Regions from separate parts of the Mus musculus genome. Here region 2 is linked to region 1. Evidence: chromatin loops called from intact Hi-C (ENCODE). Cell type or tissue: left cerebral cortex. All regions are shown on one strand. Each heading gives the region's core, and the rest is flanking DNA. Links, peaks and the distances in the headings are about the cores only.

Region 1 (10,862 bases), core at 1,582-9,581:
ATCAGAGAGGATGAAAAGGTACGGGAAGGAGAGGACAATAAAGGATCAAATAATTAGTGTCACCTAACCCTGGCTGAGATTAAGAAGCTCAGAGGTAAAGGAGAACAAGGCTCAGAATTATAATGGAGAAGTGCTAATGCACAGGGGTCAAAGAGCACAGAAGGGTGTGGCTGCTTCACATTCATTTACTATAATGGAAGGGATGGAAGGAAGTCCTGATGATTTGGGATGTACAGACAATGAGTCATTCACAGACATGGACCCAAAAGAACACCCAGGTTCTATTAAAAAAAAAAAAAAAAGCAAAAGAAAAAAAGAAAAGAAAGAAAGAAAAAAGCAACATGCAGTAAACAGTACCTGGGGGAGGAAAGGGCTGAATAAACTTACAGACATATGTTGTGTGAATTATTAAATGTGCTGACCCCAACTATAGATTGTGTATGTTACACATCTGGGACTGTTCAGTCCTAGACCCTCCCACACCATGTCACCAGAGGCCACCACAGTAAAGCAGCTAGTGAAATAGAAATGTCACAGTTCTATTTTGAAAAAACGGTTTGAAGGAAGCAAGACAAAGCGTGATCAGTTTCATGAGTATTTTCCCTATCTTACCCAATTCGCTGAATTTATTTCCAAATACACTGTGGCTTATTTGCTTTGAGCAATACCTCCTGTTCTTTCAGATAGACCCAAATGATGCCTGAAGAACAAAAAGCGTCAAGCAGCCTTTAACAAGTGGGCTAGTGGGCAGTTTCAGTTAACTTACATGACAGGGCATCCATCCAGGGCTTGTCATTTGGGTGGGGAGAGAGAATCATGACTAATGTACCCCATAAACTCCACTTTGTGATGTGGGAACTAGATCCTGGCCCCTCTCCACTAAGAGAGCCAAATTCAAACCAAGAAAACATCCACTGGTCATTTTATCGTAAAAGCTCAAGCTTAAGGATTCGATTTCTCACTGAAAGAAGGGAAATTCACATTTTAAAATTTATATTCCTGGAATATATTTTCAAGAAGAACATATTTTAAGCTTTTCTTCCATGCTCATCAGCAATATATTTGTATTATACTCCATACTGAAGACTCCTCTTTGCCTGCTTGCATTTACTTGCCAGCACAGCTGTTGGAATCTACAACTGAGACTGAGCAACTACTAGATCCTTGGACTTTCCATTCACAGCTGACCATTGTTGGTTGGACTATACAGTCACCTGCCTTCCCAGGAGACCCTTTAGCAGCCTGGCCTTGGGATGGCTAGATCAAGCTGGGATGCACTGATTCGTCCAGCTAAATCCTGCGGAAAGGCATGGCTGAGATGACCTCCATCGTATAAAGTCCCCAGGCTCTTCAGCTCACGCTAGCCCTGATCAAGCCTGACGCAGTTGCCCACCCACTGATCCTGGAGGCTGTTCATCAGCAGATTCTGAGCGACAACTCCCTCACTGTATGAACAAGAGAACTGCAGTGGAAGCCAGAGGACTGCCTGGGTTTTACCGAGAGCGTGAAGGGTTTTTTTTTTTCTATCAGCGGCTGGTGGAATTCACGACAAGAGGGCCAATCCGAGCCTATATCCTTACCTACAAAGATACCATGCAACTTTGGAGGACACGGATGGGACCTACCAGAGAATTTCGAGCACGCCATATAGCCCCAGACTCAATTCGTGGGAGTTTGTGCCTCACTGACACCTGAAATGCTACCCGTGGCTCAGACTCCGTGGTTTAGATTGCAGCCTTCTTCCCTGACTTCAGTGAACAGTGCTGGTATGAGGAGGAGGAGGAGGAACCATGGCTGCACTGTGGTCCTGTGCACTACAGTCCAGAGGAAGGCATTTACTGTGCAGCTGGAACAAGAGGCCCCAGACCAGCCTAGTAAAGCCCTTCAGTCCCTGAGAACTGGTCGCAGTGTTCAGCCTTTCTTCTTAGGGTCAGGAGAGGTGGCTGAGGGCACTGTCCCTGTTGGACCCCACCACGCTCTGGAAGGTCTAACCGACCATAGCTCAGCTGCTGCAGTCCAGCTCTATCTACCTCTTCTGTGGAATATTCATGGGTGCTCAGGAAGGATGGTGACGCCTCTTTTTACAAAGGACTGTCCTTCTTCCAGAAAGAGCCTGCCTGTTGATTAGTCAAGAAAATACAGCGCCTGGGTAACCAGCATCCGACCTGGCTCCGTAATAAACTCTGTGCTACCAGGAAAGAACCAACAACAGAAAACAAAAGTCCATACTGAAAATACCCAAGGCAGAAATAAACTGGAGTTTTTGATTTTTCTTTCCTTCCATGAGGGTGGAAAAGAACATAGAGGTGTAATATATGTCTATAGATGTAACATTACAAGTAATATGAACATATGTGAAACCATGTTCAGTCCCAAGCACCAAAAACAGAGACTTAAAGAGGATTTATAAACAGCACAATGAATACCAGAAGTACAGAAAACTAACTTAGAGTGATTGCTTGGCCACTTGTGCAGTCCGCAGAGCAGTTCGCTATCAACATGCTCCCCTTGATCTTGGGGATGAAGACAGTGAGGTGGAGTTCTTTCAAAAATCCAGGACAAGCAACTACACTTAAATTAGAGTCTGCATTCAAGCCTAGTATTTTCCACCTGGCACGGCTAAATAAAGAATTTGAACCTAAGTGACAATAGCTTACTGAGGCAAAGCAACTCAGCAGAAAGCTGGCAGTGAGGAGGCCTTGCATGTGTGATATGTATGGACACAAACAGGATGGGCCCTAAACAAACCAGGAAGAAAACAGCCAAGCTCTGAGCCATTTTAAAGCTACAGGCCCACGGGGATACCTCAACTAGAGACGGGCTTTCAGCTCTGGTCAGAGTACTGCAATTCCAATTTCTAAATTTTAAATAATCCCTCTTCCAAATTTTTTAATAATCAGATTTCAAGCAATCTTTGCCCCAGAGGTCAGGAAGGTAAAAATGCTATGGTATTTTCTCTGTGTGTGCATTTCTCTAGTAAAACAGGCCTTGATCAAATGCTCCCAGATGCTCAGATCCTAAATATTACACAATGCTATTTTATACACTCCACAATAAGGAGATACAGAAAAGCAAAATATTACAAAGCAGCCGGCATCTTTTGCTCTAAGCAAAATCAGTCAAGAAAGTATCTAAGGAAACTTTAAAGTAACTTTGACCATGGGCCAAAGAACGTGAACTAAAATAGAAAATAGCACTCCGAATAAACAGAGTTTATTACCCTCCTGGTGTTTACAAAAATAGAGACTGGTGATATTCTACTATTACAGTCTTTAAAGTTGTTAAAATAATGAAATTCTCACAGCAACAGAACTGTGGAGGAAAAAAAAAGTTAATACAAATATTAATTTCCTCTTTTTAAATAACAGACTGTCTTCCCCACTATTAAAAAATGGTAATTTTAAAAATGTAAAAAGTCTGGCTGGTGGTGGTGCACACTTTTAATCCTAGCAGAGTCAGGTGGATCTCTACAAGTTTGACGCCATCATGATCTACAGAGCAAGCTCCAAGACAGCCAGAACTACAGAGAAACCAACCCTGTCTCGGGAAAAAAAAAAATCTTTTTTTTAAACTTCCTTTCTACAATTTTATAAATTAACTTTTTTGAAACAAACTCTTTAAGTTGGAGGAAAATAGTCATGTATTAATTAAATTAGAGAAAAAGCCAGATATTAATCCCCCACTATTACATTGGAATAGGAAAGAACAGCTACCTCCACTTATAAATTCAAACTGCACACGGCATTGAAACAAAACCTTCAGTGTTTTGTAAACACACAATCATTTACTCTTTAAACACAAATACGTTTATGGAGAAAAATTCCTTTTTTCGAACTAAAAGACTTTTTTTTAAGTGAGAAATAGGGGCTTCCTGTCGTCAAATTGGCTATTAACTGTCAGAAAATGACACTATAAAAATGAACACTATAGATATATAATAGGAAACTTCACATTTAAAAAATAAAACACCACAGTTAATTTGTTGTTAATGAGGTTATAAACTGGTTTTGTTTTAATACCCTGACACTTCTGCATATGACCTTCTTGGCTGTTTCCCATGTCACATTCCTTCCCCAAACCCTTAGATATGAAGATATCTTACCAGGAAACCTGTCACTGCACAAACTATTCAGCAACAGTCAAAAAGGAAACACCAGAGTTAAGAGAGTCAGGAAAACAGATGCATTCCAAGCCCCCCGCACAGTTTCAGAAATTAGCACCCCATCAAAGCAGATTATTTGGATAAATACCATTGTCCAGAAATGTAGGGTCAGTATCTGAGGTGGGTTGAGAATACGCTGAAGACAGTGTTACCACACAAGAATTGCCTTATAGGCTCAAAGACACACAGAATTTTCCCTTGAAATGAGAAATTTTCTTAGTCACCTTACTACAGTGACAGCTATGAAGTACATGGCCAAGCTAAATATCAAGTTAATTTCTAACAAAAATTTTTCCTAAACACTAGTTAAGCCTTGGGATTTTATAATATATAAATTGTACTACTGATTGTGAACGTTGCTATTTAAGCTTACATTAAAACAGTTTTTCACGTGCAAAATTCTTCAAGCACTGTTTTTCAAATTTATATATCTTCTCTTGTCTCCGTCAATGTACATTGCTTAAAATCTAAAAATAATAAACAACTAGCCATAAACCAGTTAGCATCCTGAAGAAAGTGAATGCACAACTGTTCTTCCAAAATGAGAACAATATGCAATGGCAGATTTGTCATTAAACTACAACATGTGGGTTCTGTGAGTATCCTCGGTAAGTGAAACTGGCCCAAACAAGTGAATGGTCTATATATTTTGTGTCTTCTGTCCAGAGCAGGGTGTGGCCCCCAGTAAGAACATGAATCCTGAAATTGGTTATCAACAAAATGACCAAATAAGTACCTAACCAGGATAGACTAATCTGTAGGATCCAATACAAAATAAAAACAGAGTGCCTGTGTTCAAAACTTCTTAGTTTCAAAATTAGAGGCAAGCAGGGAGAGTCCTAAAACTGTTCAGATGCCAGAGTGCAGGAAGCAGCTCTGACTAACAAAGCTAAACTATAAACAAAACCATTAGAAGTGTGCAAGGTGGTCTGCCCAGCAAAGATCCAAGGCAACAAGAACTGAGGTGGAGAACTGTAGTAAGCCAGGCCCAAGGTGACCCTGCCTAGACAGAGGCACCCCACCTCACTTAAAGGCTAACAGCTCTCCAGCATCCCTCCCTCCCTCCCTCCCTTGTCCTCTCCCCTCCCTCCATATAAATACCATGGGAGATAAAGGCGCTATTGAGAATGTGACAAAGTGGTAGACTTAAGACTTCAAATGAGAGCACAGGAACCGACCCTACCAGTCTGACAAACAGTGTACGTTAGGAGTATACGGTCCTTTACAGAGGCAGGGAAGCAAAAAGCCTAAGGACAATTCCCCACTGTGCTGCTGCTGTTCTTATACCATAGTAATAATGCCAGAAAATTATCACTGATTTAAAAAAAATTTTTTTTTCAAGTCAAGAGAAACACTTGATTATAACTTAGCAGTCAGAGTATTCTGGACGGCTCTGCTGTGTCCTTTAAGACAACTTGGGACTTGCTTCTAGAAGAGAAAATGGGAAAGAAAAAAAAATTTATTACGTTGAAAAGCAAAGCACCAATAGCTGAGGATAGTTTGTAGGGTTCGGCCAAAATCACCTGTCCATACAAAAAAATGGAGACTACAGCAAGGCTAGGGCTGAGGAATTATGGCTTCCGGCCTGAAGGCACAATTCTCCCTTAACCTACTATGCACAGAGTCTTAATTAAAATCACAAAACAAGAGATTGAACTTCGTTTCTTTTTCCTGAAGAAAAACTATAAACAACTAACCAAAACTCAAAACCAAGTCAAGACTTCCAAGGACTAGAATATCTTAGTGACAAAGGGTCCGCAGGGATTGGGGAAACAAGTGGACAGGCTGATGCTGACCAGAACTGAGTATTCCGTCCACAGGAGTAGTGTGAGCAGTCGGAACAGTGTGGCCAGGCTTAATTCCCAACGCCATGCACTACACCGTGGAGGAAACACGTACAGACCTGGCTAGGAACTAGAGGCTTAAACATCTAGAATCGCTCTTTAAAGGGAAACACAAACAAAAATCCCTCATGCCTTGTGACAACACAGTCACCCAGACAGGTAACAAGGAGTCCGTTTTAATCACGGAAACACAAAAGACAGTTGAGGGAGATGGTGAGAATGTGTTTCTTTATGGATTTGCCAACCTCCCCCAAAGCTGGAAAATAAAGACTAAAATTCTCGAAGCCATCCAGCAATCTGTCTCCATCTGCATACCCAGAGTGCCAGATGAGAAAGATGATATAGATTCTGGAGAGCTTTCTATCCTGCACTCCAAAATGGAGACTCCACGTCAGCTTCCACCAAAAGACCATCACCTAGCACAACATATGAAACTTGAGGAATCTGGACAAAAGGTTTTAGAAAAGGCTGCCTTCTAACGCAACTAAACAGTATTTCAAAAAGGTTTCACTTAGGGGAATACCCTACTGGCACTCAAGTCAATGGACTTTTTGCGTTAAGTTTTGACACTGGGCTACACTTTTTGTTTTTTGGTTTTTTTTAACAGAGTTATTAAGGTTAAGAATAAAATAGAAAGAAAAAGTGTTTTTTAAGGCCCTTTAGTCCTTTCAGAAGGTATTATATCTAGACACTGCTAAGTGCCGCTCTTTGAGGAAGGAATTAAAAGAAAGCACATAACTGGTAGTAATTCCTCCTTTTCCCACAATTTCAGAAAATGTAAAGAGAATATAGAAGATGGAAGGTTTCATCATATTAAATATGCACACAAATTTAAATGACGGTCTGGACAGGTAAAACTTCAGGCTCAGCTCACACCTAGAGGTACGGTGTCTGCGTTCAGGCCCTGGATAACTAGGTAGGCTTTTCCATGAGATGTCTGCTGGTCATTGTCACCTCTGCACCTGCTGGTAAATCCTGTTAGGTTGGTCAGCCTGGCTCCTTCAGTCTCCCTAGTGTGCTCACCAGTCTTGCGCCAAGGCCTCAGAGATTTTGGCCAGGCAAATGTATAACCACAGTACCACAGTGAGCTACCTAAGCCGGGCGAGCTAGCTGAACCCGAAGCCTGCGAAGCAGAGCATCCGCGCTTCGCGCCACTAGCGCGCAGGCAGACCCGGGATGCGACCGCCACCGGCTGCAACCTCGCTCAGCTGCGCCTACCACGCAAAAGGGATCACCACGGCTCCCGCCCCGAGCGCCCACGGCCTCACGCTACCCCGGCACACCGCGTGGCCTCTCCAAGTCTCCAGGCGCCGTCCCAGGTGGGCACCCGCCAGACACCGCCGCCGCCGCGCTCCCGCACGAAGAGCAGCTGCGTGTCCTCCCATAAGGTGGCCGAAGGCGCCACAGGAAGCCGGCGCTGGGGCGGGAAGCCCCCTCCCCCACGCCCCCTCCAATGCACTCACCTGCGTCTGGGCGCAGTTTCCCGGTGGCGCTACACGCCGCGGTGCAGAGTACGTCCACGCCCGTGCACGCGGCTGGCGCCACCGGCCCCGCTCCGCTCCCAGGCCCACTCGGTTCCCACCGCCCCCTGCCGCCCCGTGCCCACAGGAGGGGCGGTGCCGGGTACCCGGTCCCCTGCAGGAACTTCGCGGGCGCTACCTCCACTGCCGCCAGTGGCGTTGTCGCGTGCCCGACCAGCGCTCGGGTGGAGGCAAGCCGGACGCTGCCTAGCGCTGCGGCGGACACCGAGTCCCGGCCCCAGAGTCCTGGCTGGAGCCCACGGAGGGGCGGCCGTCCCCGCCCCCACCCCCACCCACGCCCCCCTACACTTGCCTGCTGCGGCTCGGCTGCAGCTCCCACGGCTCGCGCCGCCGGCCGACAGCACCGCTCAGAGGAGTCACGCTGGCGGCGGCGGGAAGGCGGACTGGAACACGACGGAACCCCGCCCTACCGACCGGCTGCTGCCTCAGTGACGCTGGGGCGCCGCGGTCCCGCCGTTTGTAGCAGGGCGGGGAGGCGGGGCTTGCCTGGCAGCGCGCCAGGAGGCGGGGCCCAGGAGTGCTCGCCACGCCGCCCGCCGGCCCGCGAGTGCCCAGCTCCGCCACCCTCAGGGGCACATGCTCCCTCCAGGCTCCTCCATTGGGCTTCCCGGGGCGGCCGGGGCAAGTTTGCATGCATACTGAGGGATTGGGGCAGTGACCAGTGACCCAGGCACAAACTGGGGTCACTTTGGACATATATGCGTGCGCCAAGTGTAAGTCTAGATATGCACACAAAATACCTGTTTTTTCAAGAAAATGTAAAGGCTTTTTTCCCCTCGCCCAAAGCCCAAAGGTCCTGTCTGTCCCTCGACGGAAAACTAAAAGCTTAGTCCCGCTGCGCCTTTCCACCTCCCTAGACAGAATGGGAGAGCTAAATAAGCCCCGGAGTACCTGTGCGAGGTGCTATACCCTGCTTCAGATGTGAAGTAGGAAATCCTGCACTCGACCCTGCATGCACCTGCCCTGAACCACATCCTCCCAGTGCCCTCACACCAGCCCCGCACAGGCCCTGCTCCGAGGGGGCGTCCGAGTGCTGACCATCCCCAACCTGCTCCCTCACTCAGATAAATCTCTTTTACCCAAAAAAACCTGCGCCTGCTCTGGACCCAGACCCAAGATCTGGAGACAGAGCCGCACACGTTTTTTTACACCTGCTTGGCGGCTTAATTACCAGAGCACCTGTCGTACAGGGTTTTTTTTTTTTTTTTCTATTAATGAAAAGGTTTTGGTTTTAACCCTTCCCTCTAGAAAACTACATTTAAAAACATCACCTGACATACCTACCTGAAATTGCAGGAGGCAGGAGGAAAGAACTGAACAGTGGGCGATCGAGTCGCCGCAAGAACGTGATGGAGGTTACAGCTTCAAGGACATGATGCGGGTTTGATGCAGCAAGGTTCGCTAAGGGCGCCCAGAGATCCCCGCCCCCACGCGACGGGCGGGGAGGGAGGACTCCTCTATCCCAGGGATGAAGGGGGGTGCAAATTTACCCTCTAGTGGGAAGTGAAATCAGGCATAGTAAATTAGGGAAAACAATTATGGTCAAAATGGAGACAGGCCATCCTCAGTTTGGGAGACCCTGGTTAGGGACACCAGAAATAGCTAATTGATTCAACACCAGCATTTCTGTGTCACCTCAAATCAGACTTGGAATTAAATGACCTTAACTGACTTTGTGCGGGTTCCTGGGAAAACTGCTCAGAGAGCGCCTGTGCCTCTTTGACCTCCCTCTAAACAGTTATAATATTCCCATCCCAGGCATGCATTATTGCTAAGAATACCAGTTTTGAAGTGTTGGAGAGAAATGGGCCTACCCAATTTGTTAATCTACACCTGAAACCCTTCCAATGCCCTTCACTTTACTTTCTGAAGATGTCTGCTTGAAGTTAGACCTCTCTCAACAGATACTTTCCAAGTAGGCTAAAGCACATCGGTCTACAATCTTCGTTCTCCCACAGAACTGCAAACGGGTTAGCTCTATAAAAGGAATGCCCAAGCCCGTGGTTAAAAGATGGGGGGGGGGGGACTTCAAGGGTCTGTTAAGATAGGTTCATGGAATGGCAGAGATAACTGGGGGAAACTGCTTTTTAATTAAACTCTTAAATGATGACTTTGAAACATTCAACATTTTTCTTTTTCACAGACTTGTTTGCTCAGTTTTGACAAATCTCTCAGATGTCCCATTTAAGAAGCCATTTTACGAGGATTATCAAACATCCCTGACCTTCCTTTCCCCACAAAACACAAGCTCCCTCTCCTGACCTTTAGAAAGGGATTATCATTTAGGAAGATAAGCTGTTGGGTCACTATTGTCTACCTTGTAACCCCTCCAATTCTCCTTCATTTTAAGCCTATCTTTTTAGGTTGCAATTAATAGTAGGCCCAGAAAAATAAAACATACGCACGTCCTACCCCACTATCTTAGGAATAGCTCTAATAAATAAGGTCGTGGAGAAATGTTGCAGGTTTAGAATCTTAGCCAAATAGAATGTGTGTACATGAGTGGGGGAAGGGGCAGAACCCGTCCATTTAAGGGACGAAGTGCTCGGACATTCATCTCTGTCCATCAGCGTTAGCGTAAACACTAAATGGCTGATTATTTTTCTCACCCTCACCACAATAAAGGCAGACCTGGAGCTGTAGTTAGGAGGTAGAGAAGATAACCAATCTCCACGTCTGTTTTGGTAACAGATACCTGAAAATGGAAAATGGGGAACGCATCCACCCTCCAATCTGCCACAGTTGTACAGCCTTCCTATTAATTCTTTATAGACGTGAAATAGGTGGGCACGTAGCAACGTGCTGGGCATAAATTAAGCAACAATGGCCACGAGAAGTCCTGTCTGCCACAGAGGTACAGGGTGGGCACTGCCACCTTGCCATCCCTACTCCCCCCCCCCCCCATACACACGCCCTAGGCAGAGTCGGGGAAGGGGGGGGGTGGCAGAGCGCTAGCTTTTGGAACCAGCCTGTGGGTGGGGTAGGGAGCTGCGAGAGATGAACAACCCGGGCCAGCTTTGTAGCTTGCCCCCATACTTTGCGTCTCGAGCACCACTCGGCGCTCGCACGCACACATTCGCCCACACCCCCTCGTGCCGATAATTTAAACTTCTCCGAGGCAAAGCCAGCACCTCGGTCCGCCACCACCTCCCCCGCCCTCGCCGCCCGGCGAGCATCCTCCCCCTTTCCCACGTCTACCCGGATTCGCTCTTTCGCAGTAGAAAGCCGGCTGTTTTCCCCTGCACCCGGAGAAATCACAAAAGTTAAAATGAAGCGTGTGCCTGTCTGCCCAGAGTCTCGTCCCCAACCATCTTT
Region 2 (10,862 bases), core at 992-8,991, 74 kb before region 1:
TTCATGACCAGCTGGTGTCAATCTTCACATGGGTGCATGCACACACTCACACAAAGAAACCAGTGAGCAGTCAGTCTACTAAGAAGCAGTGCAGCTTTCTTAATGTGGCTTTTACTCTCTGCAAAACAGCATTTTTATTTAGATACCACACACACACACACACACACACACACACACACACACACACACACACACACACACACACACAATTAAGCCCCTAAGCTCTATAATTAGTTAGTAGCCTTTTTGACATTATGTCAGCCTTGCAATTTACTAGGAAGGCTGTTTTGTCCGAAATTTCAAAGAGAAACATTTGATTATATTAACTGTGGAAGGAACATTAGATTATGCAAACCGTACCAGGTCTTTATGATAAAAGATTCTTCTGGAGATAAATTTTCTTCTTGAACACATACTTTTAAAGAATGTATTTTATTCAAAAGCTTCAACATCCTATATTTTCCACTGCAAAAAGGCCTGTAAGTTTAAAGGGCAAAGTCCATTCCCAATAGCCCATAAATATATCTACCTACCTGCCTGGAAGCAAAGAATACTCTACTGCCTAACACTGCTTATGGAGCAACACATTTTATATAGATTCAGCACATTTAATTCTATGTACACACATTTATAAACATTGTAAAGATAATAAGTGTGGAGATTCAGAGATGATAATTAACTTGCTCAAAGGCACATGGGGTAGCTAGTAAACCAAATTTGATTTCAAATATCCAAGGCTGATTTTCCCAAGCTTAACTTCTCCAAGTTCACTGCTTTCAGTGGAGCTTGGGCATCGCTTAGAAGCACGGTCCTGTGCACCCAGATACCACAGCTGTCCAACCAAATACACCTGCATTTGATTTCTTGTCCTTTGTGTGTAATCAACTGACTGAAACTTTACAGTTCTTTCTTGATCCATCCAAAGGACCACATATAAAAGGAAGGGGTTGGGGGAGAAACTCTGAAAGAAAAGGACTAGCATCCTGCAGGTGCACAAACCACTTAAGCCCTCAAAACAAATCCATCATTATAAAGCAGATAGATGAGAGGTATCTGCATTATAACAAGATTCATCTTAAATGAAGCTTGATTTACATACTCCTCTTCCAGAAGCTCAGAAAGCAATTCTTATGACTAAAGCCAAACATGCTTGTTACTGCCAAAACTGTCTCCCACACAAGATACTTCTCCCCTCAGCAGATTGCTTAAAATGCTTTCATACTCTGAGTATGGTTTTCTAGCTGTAGAAAAGAAGGTGGGATCAATACCGCACAGTCTCTGCCCTAACAAGCTTAAAATGTTAAGTTCCACCATAAATAAGAGAGAAGCCAGTCCTAGAAATGAACTGGGAACATTCATGGCTGGTCACTCCAGTTTTAATTAACCAATGACTAACATGAAAAGCTGAAGTCTAGCAAGAGATGAAATTCAGGGTTTTCTTGACAAAGAAATGAAAGGAAACAAGAAAAAGCACATGGGGAAGACAGGAAGATGAGGCATTTGTAAAGTCTTTGATCTGGACAGCAGTTCAGGAGACACTCTGTCTGCAGAGACAAGAGAACTGCCTCTCCCTGAGACTCAAGCTTGTTCTACAGGAGGATTAGCATGCAGGACACACAAGACTGACCCACTCACTGAGGAACAACACCTGAAAACAGTCAGTCTGCAGTGGTTGCAAGGGGAATGATGATGCAAGATTAATCATTAAAGTCTCCACAAGCTTCCCAGCCCACATGAGGACCTCTCACTCATATGGATAAACAACGTCTTCCACAAGCCTCCTTTCACCCAACATTCAACATCTAGACTCAGTCCTGTAGCAGTCCGCTCAAGTCCAGGCTAAGGTAGGAAGCCAAGTCTTTCCCAGATAACATCTCACATTTGAAAAAGAACAAGGGACCTGCTGACCTGTCAGTGAGTAGAGATTAGCACTGCGTCTCAACTGTGCAACTATTCTCATCACATATACCACAGCGAAAGACAGCACATCTCTAAACTGCAAAGCCAAAGATGGCTACCCTGGGTAGCATCTTTGAAGTCTCCTTTATATAAATGTACATGGATGTGAATGTTCTCCACATCCAGATACTATGCTATTCTAATTAGGAGACAGAAAGTGGGAAGAAGTTTACCATAAGACATTATTTTGACATTGCGTACATGACTCACAAATTATACTTAATCCAAGTCTACATTCATCACAAAAAAAAAAAAAAAAAAAGAGGTGACACCATGTTAAGAAAGGTTAGAGAAGAGGCAGAATCATTACAGAAAGAATAATGGGTAATATCATACAGTGAAAAAAATTCTATGAAGCAATGACTGTCACTGTCCTCGCTCAGCACAAAGATTTAGATATAAATACCAGGATTTCTCTTCCTGTGTACAACAGTTTGCTTAGTTTATATTTGATGAACAAACACAGTTAACAAGAGTTGTTTTTTTTTCAAGAGTTTAAAAAACATATTTTTTCTTTCCTTTAAATTTAAAATAGTCACACAAAAGCAATGAATTTTATATCTAGGAGAAATTCCCCCATTGGAAACATTGTGTTTGGGCAGATTGGAATCTAAATACTTGGTCCAAGGAAACCTACTTAATACTGCAGACACAGCCTCTGGAACCTCAAGAAAGATGTCTCTGAAGCAGTAAAGAGGAACAACCCCAGTGGATCCCAACTGACAAGGAAGTTGGCAGTACTCACAAAAGTGGTAAAGTCTGTGGGTCAGATGAAAGCCATGCCTATAAGTTCAGGCAATGAAGAAATAAATGCACATTTTGTTTTTGCTAAGGGGTAGCTTATATTACAGCAAACCACTCAGACCACATGGCTGTATGCCCATCAATTAACAGATGGCTTCTGAAAAGAAATACAAAATGGTACAGTTCCTATGACTGTCACATTCATAGCACGCATGCACATTTCCCTACAATCACCTCATTGCAAAGTTGGAAAGAGAGGATATTGTAAACCTCCAGTCTAAACTCAGCACAAATACTATAATAAAGAACCTAATATGTAGAGGAAAATGAATTGTTAGATGACGGAATAGTGTGGCTCTATCTGCACTGGTGCCACAGAAAAATCACCCTGACTGAAGTGCACAGGCAGAAGCTTGCCTTGTAGTCCTATGGTGACAGTGACATCATAATCTCTTGCCAGAGATGTAGTGCACTACGGCTGGTATTTCCAGGTATATATTCCCTGCGAAACAAGAAAACTCTGAATACAGAAGTCATCTTTCTTACTACCATGCTATCATCTATAACAGGATAGAAATTGAAAAGGGGCTTATTCGTGATCGCCTAGATTTTAAGTCATTTATCGTGTGGAGTATAGTGCTCCACCTGTCCTGTTCACCTGACACCAGGGAACTTGTGTGGCTTATATGTTCTATGTGCTATGTGTTCACAAAATCAGATGAAACTATATTGACATGATCTGATAAGCGACATAACTTCTATGTCCCACTGTTTGGACCACATCATATAGCAACTCTGTGCCCCCCCCCCAAAAAAAAAGAAAAAGAAAAAAAATTCAAGACTAGACCCAAGAAAGGTGGTTTCTGGAACTAGAGACTTAAGTCTATCTGCAAAATAGCCTTATAAATTCAATACCTAGATTGGTTAACATATCTCATCTGTGAACAAAAGCTAAGCCAAGGGTGTTCGCTAATGCTTGTGCTCACAATGTGGACATCTGCCTTACCCTTGTCAAATTACTTCCCAAAACTATGTTTAGCCCTATGTGCTAGAGTGAGGCTTGTTAAACAACTTCCTACAGGTTACAACACTACACAGTGCATTATGTGTTCAATTCTGAGCAAACTCAAAGAAATAAAGTGTTCACTCAGTGCCAACCTCTCCGCTCTTTTCTGGCTCTCAACAGCCTTTGGTGTTCAGCAACTTTCTGGTTTTGTTACTGACAAATTCTTACTTGCTATTTATAAAGAGCAGGAAAGACTGTAAAATGGTCTTTTTTATTTAGAAGCGACAGAATAATTTTGTGATGCTGCCAGATCTCTGATTAGTTGAGTCCTATTCTCAAATCAATGCAAACTATGAAGTACTTATTCTAGGCTCCTTAGTTGGCAACATTATTAAGGTATTTCATTTACATTCAGACTACTTGATTTTTCTCAAACTAGATACTTCTTAGCAAGAAAAAAAAAAAAAACAGAAACAAAACCAAAAAAAAAAAAAAAAAAAAAAACCACACTGAAAAGAATCTGAACACGAAACCCCACTTACACTGTATCAGGGTTATCTACATCCACACCCAAATTACATTCAACACAAGCACTCAAGCAGTTGTACCATGCTAAAAACCGCCACACTTCTGACTTATTCATGTATTAAACATTTCAGATACCTTTGAAATCAGTTGAAATTAATATAAACATTATTTCAATACCCATCAGTGTTTTATCTATTATTTAGTTTGAGACAATGTCTCACTACATAGCCAAGGCTGTCCTCGAATTCTAAATTGTCCCACCTCTGCTTCTTGCCCCGAGATCATGGGTGGGAGCCACCATGCCCAGCAACATCATTCTTGGGAAGAAAGAGGTATCGCGATTCTCCAAAATATAACAAATTAAACTTATATTCGATTCAACTAACTATTCCACAATACTTAGCAGTTTGAATGATATCTCTTCTACTTATTACATGGAATAGTTACCTAGAATTTCTTTACTTTCCTAGCCATTCTTTAGAATTTGTGCGGAACAGAACAACTAAAGATAATCTCAGCCATCAAAATTTACCCAACAATTATCCTAAGTTCAATGTGGAATCTTAGCATGAGAACACAGTCACTTTTCAGCCATGACGCTTATCCCAAAACTCTTGATATTATACCTATCAAAATTAACATGTCCTGGCACCATTATCCAGTATTAAGAAAAGAACAGGGGAGCAGGCTGCAGAGGACTGCTCGGCTGTCAACAGAGTACCCTGTTCTGACAAAACCCAGGTCAGTGCTCCCAACTACTGGAGAGGATCCAAGGCCCTCCTGTGGCTTCTAAAGGCACTTCACTCACATTCACATGTCAACAACAGGCAGTCATGTAATATACATATCATTTACGAATTAAGTCCTTTAAACGTTTTTTTTTTCTTTCTTGGCTACATGGCAAGTTCAAGGCCAGCCTCAAAAATTGAAAAGAAATCACCAGGAAAAGAGAAAAAAAGGTAAAACAAGATTTTCAAAAATGAACAACTAAAAACCCTATTCATTAAGTGACTGTGGAGCTTTTTTCAATTTTCAAAGGAATTTTGTGGGGCTTTTTTTTTTCAAGTTTAGAATGTATGGCCTAATTAGGGTTTTCTGCAAGATTCTCTTCACCATCTCCCAAAGTTTGGTGTCCTCTTGATCAAGCTTCTTCTGCTCCAACCTCACCAGAACAGATATCTGATTCCTTTAAGCTTATACAAATTGCAACATAACTGTGCAACATTGAATGAATTTATTTTTAAATAATTACACTTACGATTCTACAGCAGGTACTTAGGAGGCATAAATACACAACAAATAAACTAAGACATAAAGTTTCTGCTGAGAACTCAAGACAGCTAAATGGAGGAGACAACTATGGCAGACTGAGTTGAAGATGACAATTATATCATCTGCAGAAAAATGGGCACAACTGGGGGTAACTATAGGAATAAATTGCACCAGTTCCAGGAAGACAAGAATTTCAGGTCTGTCTTACTTGTAGGTTCTAGATATCATATAGATATATAAGATCATGTGTGTGTGTGTGTAGGCTATCTCTGACAGAAAGCATTAAACATATGCATTACACAAGTACGATTCATTAAGGCACAAATCAAGAGAAATACAAATCTACTCTGGCTAATTAGCAAAGGGGAACTTACCAGAATAGATGCAAAGGTGATTGGAAGAAAGAGGAGGCAGCTATAGAGCAGCCTCAGGGTTACTGAGACATCAAAGGAGACAGATAATGTCTCCACCTCAATCTCCTCCTGCCATGGACTCTTCAAATGCCTACATCAACATGAGCTAGGTCTGGTAGCTCTTGCCTGTAATCCCAGCACTCAGAAGGAAAATTGCTGGAAGACTGAGCTTCAGGCCTGAGACAGAGTGAGACTGTGTCTTTCAAAAACAGTCAAAAGATGAAAAGATAAACCTGGATCCTGAGGCAAACTGCCTAAGTGACTCTTAGTCCTTTTATTGGCCTTGCTTTCTGTAGCTGACTTGGAGGAAATGCCCACCACTTAGTCTCCTATCACACTATAAAAGAGAAGTCACATGCAGAATGGTCTAAATAAAAGAAAATGAAACAACTTTCCTTAAACTCACAAAGTTCCTTACAAATCTTTCCATCTAAACCAAAGAGAAATCCTCCTCTTACTGTTACCTAAGGGACTAAAACAAAAACCCCTCTACCAGGTGGTATACTCATCAAATCATTAGCAAACCACACAGACTGCTGCTGCACTCCAGCTCAGAACAGCAACAGAAAAGCCTGGACCACTCTGAATATCCCACCTCCTAAGACTAGTTCTCTGCTTACTCCAACCATGACACACAAGCATCACTCCATAAATCAGAAATGCAACAGTGCACATGTTCCCAAACATATCCAAAGTTCTCACACAGGCTGAACGGCAGCGCCATCACTGTGATCAAATAAGACATAAGAGTCTTGGCCAGAGGACCTCTTCCTCCCCCCTCAAGTTTAACATCTGCAAGGCCATGGGTTCAATCCTCAGCACTGACGGGGGTGGGGCGGAGTAAATTTAAAAGTTTAAGACTTTAACCATGAGAAATATTAGTTTTTTATTATTTTAAATTCATAAAATTAGGAGGGGGGACTTTCTGTTAAGCCAGGAGCACGTACAATTGCTTTTCAGCCATCAGTAGCCAACTCCTGAACCAAGAACTGTCAGTCACTGAGATGGAATGATGTCCCCAGTCACAGAGTGGGAGGATGTTTGTTACAGCAAGAATGCAGCTGGTGCTGAATGGGAAGGCAGGAGCTCTTGGTGTGGACCTAAGATTTAAAGGGAAGACTTTTCTACTCAGTGACAAGCTAACATGCTGCAAAACAGCCACTGCCCACTTGTTCCTAACGTCATGTGTGTCAGCATCTGCCCCTCAAGGCAGCTTCAAGACGATACTGGATGAATAATGGTTCTACTCTGAGGGTTTAGAACACATTTCTTCATGGAAGGGTACTTGGAAAAGGGAGTTAGTAAATGGGAAAGCCAAACAACAGAAGGAAATTCTCACTCTTATTTGTCAGCACCTACTGGAGAAATCTGATACCTTGTGACCCCTCAACAAAAGGAGGGAGGGTTTTTTGGAAAATAGCCACCTGGCTTAAAGCCAGGAAAGAACATAAGGCTCCCTTGTACTGAAGACCAGGTCCAGATACAGTGTCTTCCAAACTCTGAACTGCAGGAAGGAAGCTAACCACAGAGGACTCTGAATCTACTTTCTAAAGATGTGTTTTTATTTTGTGTGTACAGATATTTTGTCTGTATATCATGAACTTTCCTAGTAATGCTGGAGTCCAGGAGAGGGCGTCCGTTCCTCTGCAACTGGCGTAAGAGACAGTTGGAATGTACTGTGCAGGTACCAGGAATCTAACCAAGGCTCTCTTGAAGAACAGCCAATGCTCTTAACTGCGGAACTATCCCTCTAGCTTCATTCTGTATCGACTTTTAATACCAGGTCTAGATTTAGATAGATGTTCCAGAACCTGAAAGGAGGGGCTATTGAATGTTACCTTTGCTTTCTGTCAAAGCTTTTGGATTCTAATACTTTATAAAGGGAAATATATGGATGTATATTCATATATGTTACAGATCAGTATTGAGAATTCTGTATTTTCATCTTTTCTAACACCTATGAATCATCCCCTCAATAAGAACCTAGAAACACCAGTAATTTAAAGGTTTAAAACAATGGTATGAGACATTGAAATTTTAACATGTTAAATCACAATTCTTTGTGTTTGAGAAGGTAAGTGCCCAACTTGAGATCTATCCCATAGGCAAGAACCAATCCTTGACACTATTAATGATATTCTGTTATGCTATAGACAGGAGCCTAACATAACTGTTCTCTGAGAGGCTCCAACCAGCAACTGACCTGAGCTCAGGAAGCCTTGTGGAAAGGTTTGGGGAAGGATTGAGGGACCTGGAATGTATACCTACTCAATAAGAAGACCAACAGAATCTACTAACCTGGATCTTTGGAGGCTTCCAGAGACTGAACCACCAAGCAACAAGCATACATGCACATATTTAGCATATGTGCAGCTTGGTCTTCATTTGGGTCCTCCAACAACTGAAGCAGGGGTTGGCTGTCCCTGACTCTGCTGCGTACCTGTGGATCTTGTTCCCCTAACTGAGCTGCTTTGTATGGTGGCCTCAGTGGAAGAGGGTGTGCCTAGGACTGCAGTGACTTGATGTGCTAGGGTGGAATGGTACCCAGCCCACACTTTTCTCAGAACAGAAGAGGCAGAGATGGAAGAATGGAGAGAGGGACTGTGTGAGGGATTGGAACTAGGAGAATTGGGGGAGGGGCTGGGTTCCAGATGTAAAGTAAATAAATAAATTAATTAATGGAACAAAAAAATATAAAGCAGACTAAGAGGAACCATCATCCATTCCAGCTGTGTGATGAAGAGTTCTCATATGAGTCCCAAGGTTAGGAAGATTTCAGAGGACAGTTAGATTGTAGACTCTGGTGTTAATGATCAGCTCTTCCTTATGAGGACATTAAAACATCAACGAGGGAGGCAGTAAACCTTCCAGTGACCTTGAAGACCATACAGTAATTCTAGTTTATTGTTTACCTGCATTTATACCTCCCCTGAAGTTTTTCTTAAAAGGAAGATTTGACTTCCTAAAGGTAGAGTCCAAGGTCAAACAGGCTATGAGAGATCATGGGCAAGGTAATAAGTCTGTTATCCTACACAGAGAAACATACCATTTTAATTGAGCAGAAGACGGTGTAAATATAAAATTGGTAAGTCATACACATTCGCTCCCTTCGAAATCAAAGCACTATGTTGAAAACAGAATTGCAACAAAAAGTACAATGATGAGAGAAGGACTCATTAAGAACTAAAAATAAACTCTAATTCGCAATATGCATAAGGACTTAACAGAAAAGGAAAACAAGATGTAAAACTGCATCTGCTAAGTTAACCATGCCCTTGCGGAAATCGCCCCGCATCCCCACACAAACTGAAGTCTGTAGAAATCTGTGTGAGGGAACGAAGCAGTGCTTTAAGTGTTTTCAATGAATGTTTCAACAGAAAAGAAAACAAAGAGACAGCGTTTTTTTTCTTCTTCTAAGTCCTGTGATCTGCTAACACTGCAGAAATGCTGGGCTTCCTTACATCCAAGCCACTGTTCTCTGTACTTCTCTATCTGGATGCCTTAGTGGATGAAATCAGAACGTTAGCAGGAGGATTTGTGATTTACATTAAAGGGATAGTCAGTTGAAGGGACAGGCGTCAATAAAAGTGCAAGCAAGTCACTCGGTGACACTTTGCTAATCAACACCTTACAGCTAAATGTAACAACACGCTTAGTTTCTAGGTCAGTAATATCCCACTGGGAGTCAAGCTTTAAGTCAGACCATCACACACACACACACACACACTCTCTCTCTCTCTCTCTCTCCTCTCTCTCTCTCTTTCTCTCTGTCTCTGTCTCTCTCTCTCTCTCTCTCTCTCACACACACACACACACCCCACATAGAACACTTCCCATACAGCAGAGCTCTAGCTCACCGAGGCTGGTATAAAAGCATCAACAACCTTCCTAGGCTCCTTTAACTTACTATTCCTTCTTTGTCTAATCTCCCAGGGATGATGTTCACATATAGGCTAAAAAATAAGCTTTGTATTCTTCCCAGACCATGGAAACTAAGGATTATAGATAGTAAGTGTATTAGGGGATGTTTTCCCAAAACCAAATTTAAGTTCAGAGTCAAACAATTCCAATAAGGTTAGAAAACAAGCCAAATGGCCAGGATAGACTTCAACCCAAAGATTAAAAAAAAAAAAAATGTAGTGATGAGTGTGTGCATGCATGTCTGAGCATGTGTAATTGGGTGCCCAGAGCATGCATGGAAGCCAGGAGATATCTGGTGTCCTCTTGCATCACATTCTCCCTGAGTCCCTTGAGAGAGGGTCTCTCCCTGAATGGAGATTGCTGCTTTTTAGCTAGGCGGAGTGGCCAGTAAACCCCCAAGATCCTCAAGTGTCTTATGTAACACTACCACACTAGAGTTACAGTGCCAACAGCCATACTCAGGTTTCTCACGTAAGCGTTGAGCAGTCTAACTGAACACAGGTTCACGTTTGCTCACTCATGGCCTTACCAGTTAAACCATTACCTGAGCCTATAAAAATGGAGTATAACTTTCAAAATTAGTGTTTAATATAAGTGCTTAGAAAGTTCTGATAAATCTACATTGCACCCATTTAACATGAGAATAAAGAACACAGCTTAAACAAAATCCCTTGCAAAAATCTTTCCTCTGAGGATATATAAAGTAAAAAGTAGGAATATTTATTTGAAATTATAGTTATGGTCAGCCCTCAAATGAGACAGAGATGTAGGTGGCACTCTGCTGAGAGATCGATCGCTGTGCACCGACAGCCCCAGTATATCGTTTTTAGCTGAGTATCTGTTTCTTCACGATACATTTAAGGGCTACCGGTGCGATTCTAACGCTCAAAGCCCTCAAAAGGGACCTAATTACAGAGCCAGGTATGGTGGTGTGCATCTGTAGCCCCAAGACTCACAAGCTGGGAGCAGGAGAGTTCTTTGAGGCTGGCCTTGGCTATCCAATGAGTTCAAACCAAGTA

Evidence for each region. A loop is a pair of places that touch in the nucleus more often than their neighbours do. Peaks named below come from ENCODE experiments on the same cell type or tissue, not always from the same donor. Only the 100,000 strongest peaks of a DNase experiment are listed, where the experiment ranks them.
Region 2: it touches region 1 in a loop (2.8-fold over the local background); 4 of 42 quality-filtered maps call a loop at or near these places.

Annotation. Positions count from the first base shown.
Region 1 is chr4:91,364,061-91,374,922 of GRCm38, forward strand. All of the region lies in intron 1 of Elavl2 (ELAV like RNA binding protein 1), which reads right to left. Mir6402 (microRNA 6402) reads right to left here and starts at 9,303; the gene lies at 9,224-9,303. It also overlaps the pseudogene Gm12653. In left cerebral cortex, for the core only: no CTCF peak of the experiment used is centred there; DNase peaks (open chromatin) are centred at 6,056, 6,100, 7,213, 7,703 and 1 more place; H3K4me3 peaks cover 3,393 bases; H3K27ac peaks cover 3,275 bases.
Region 2 is chr4:91,290,550-91,301,411 of GRCm38, forward strand. The region is part of intron 3 of Elavl2 (ELAV like RNA binding protein 1); the gene reads right to left. Among named protein-coding and RNA genes, the nearest start is that of Mir6402, 77 kb to the right of the region's middle. In left cerebral cortex, for the core only: a CTCF peak has its summit at 5,056; a DNase peak (open chromatin) is centred at 1,245; H3K27ac peaks cover 813 bases.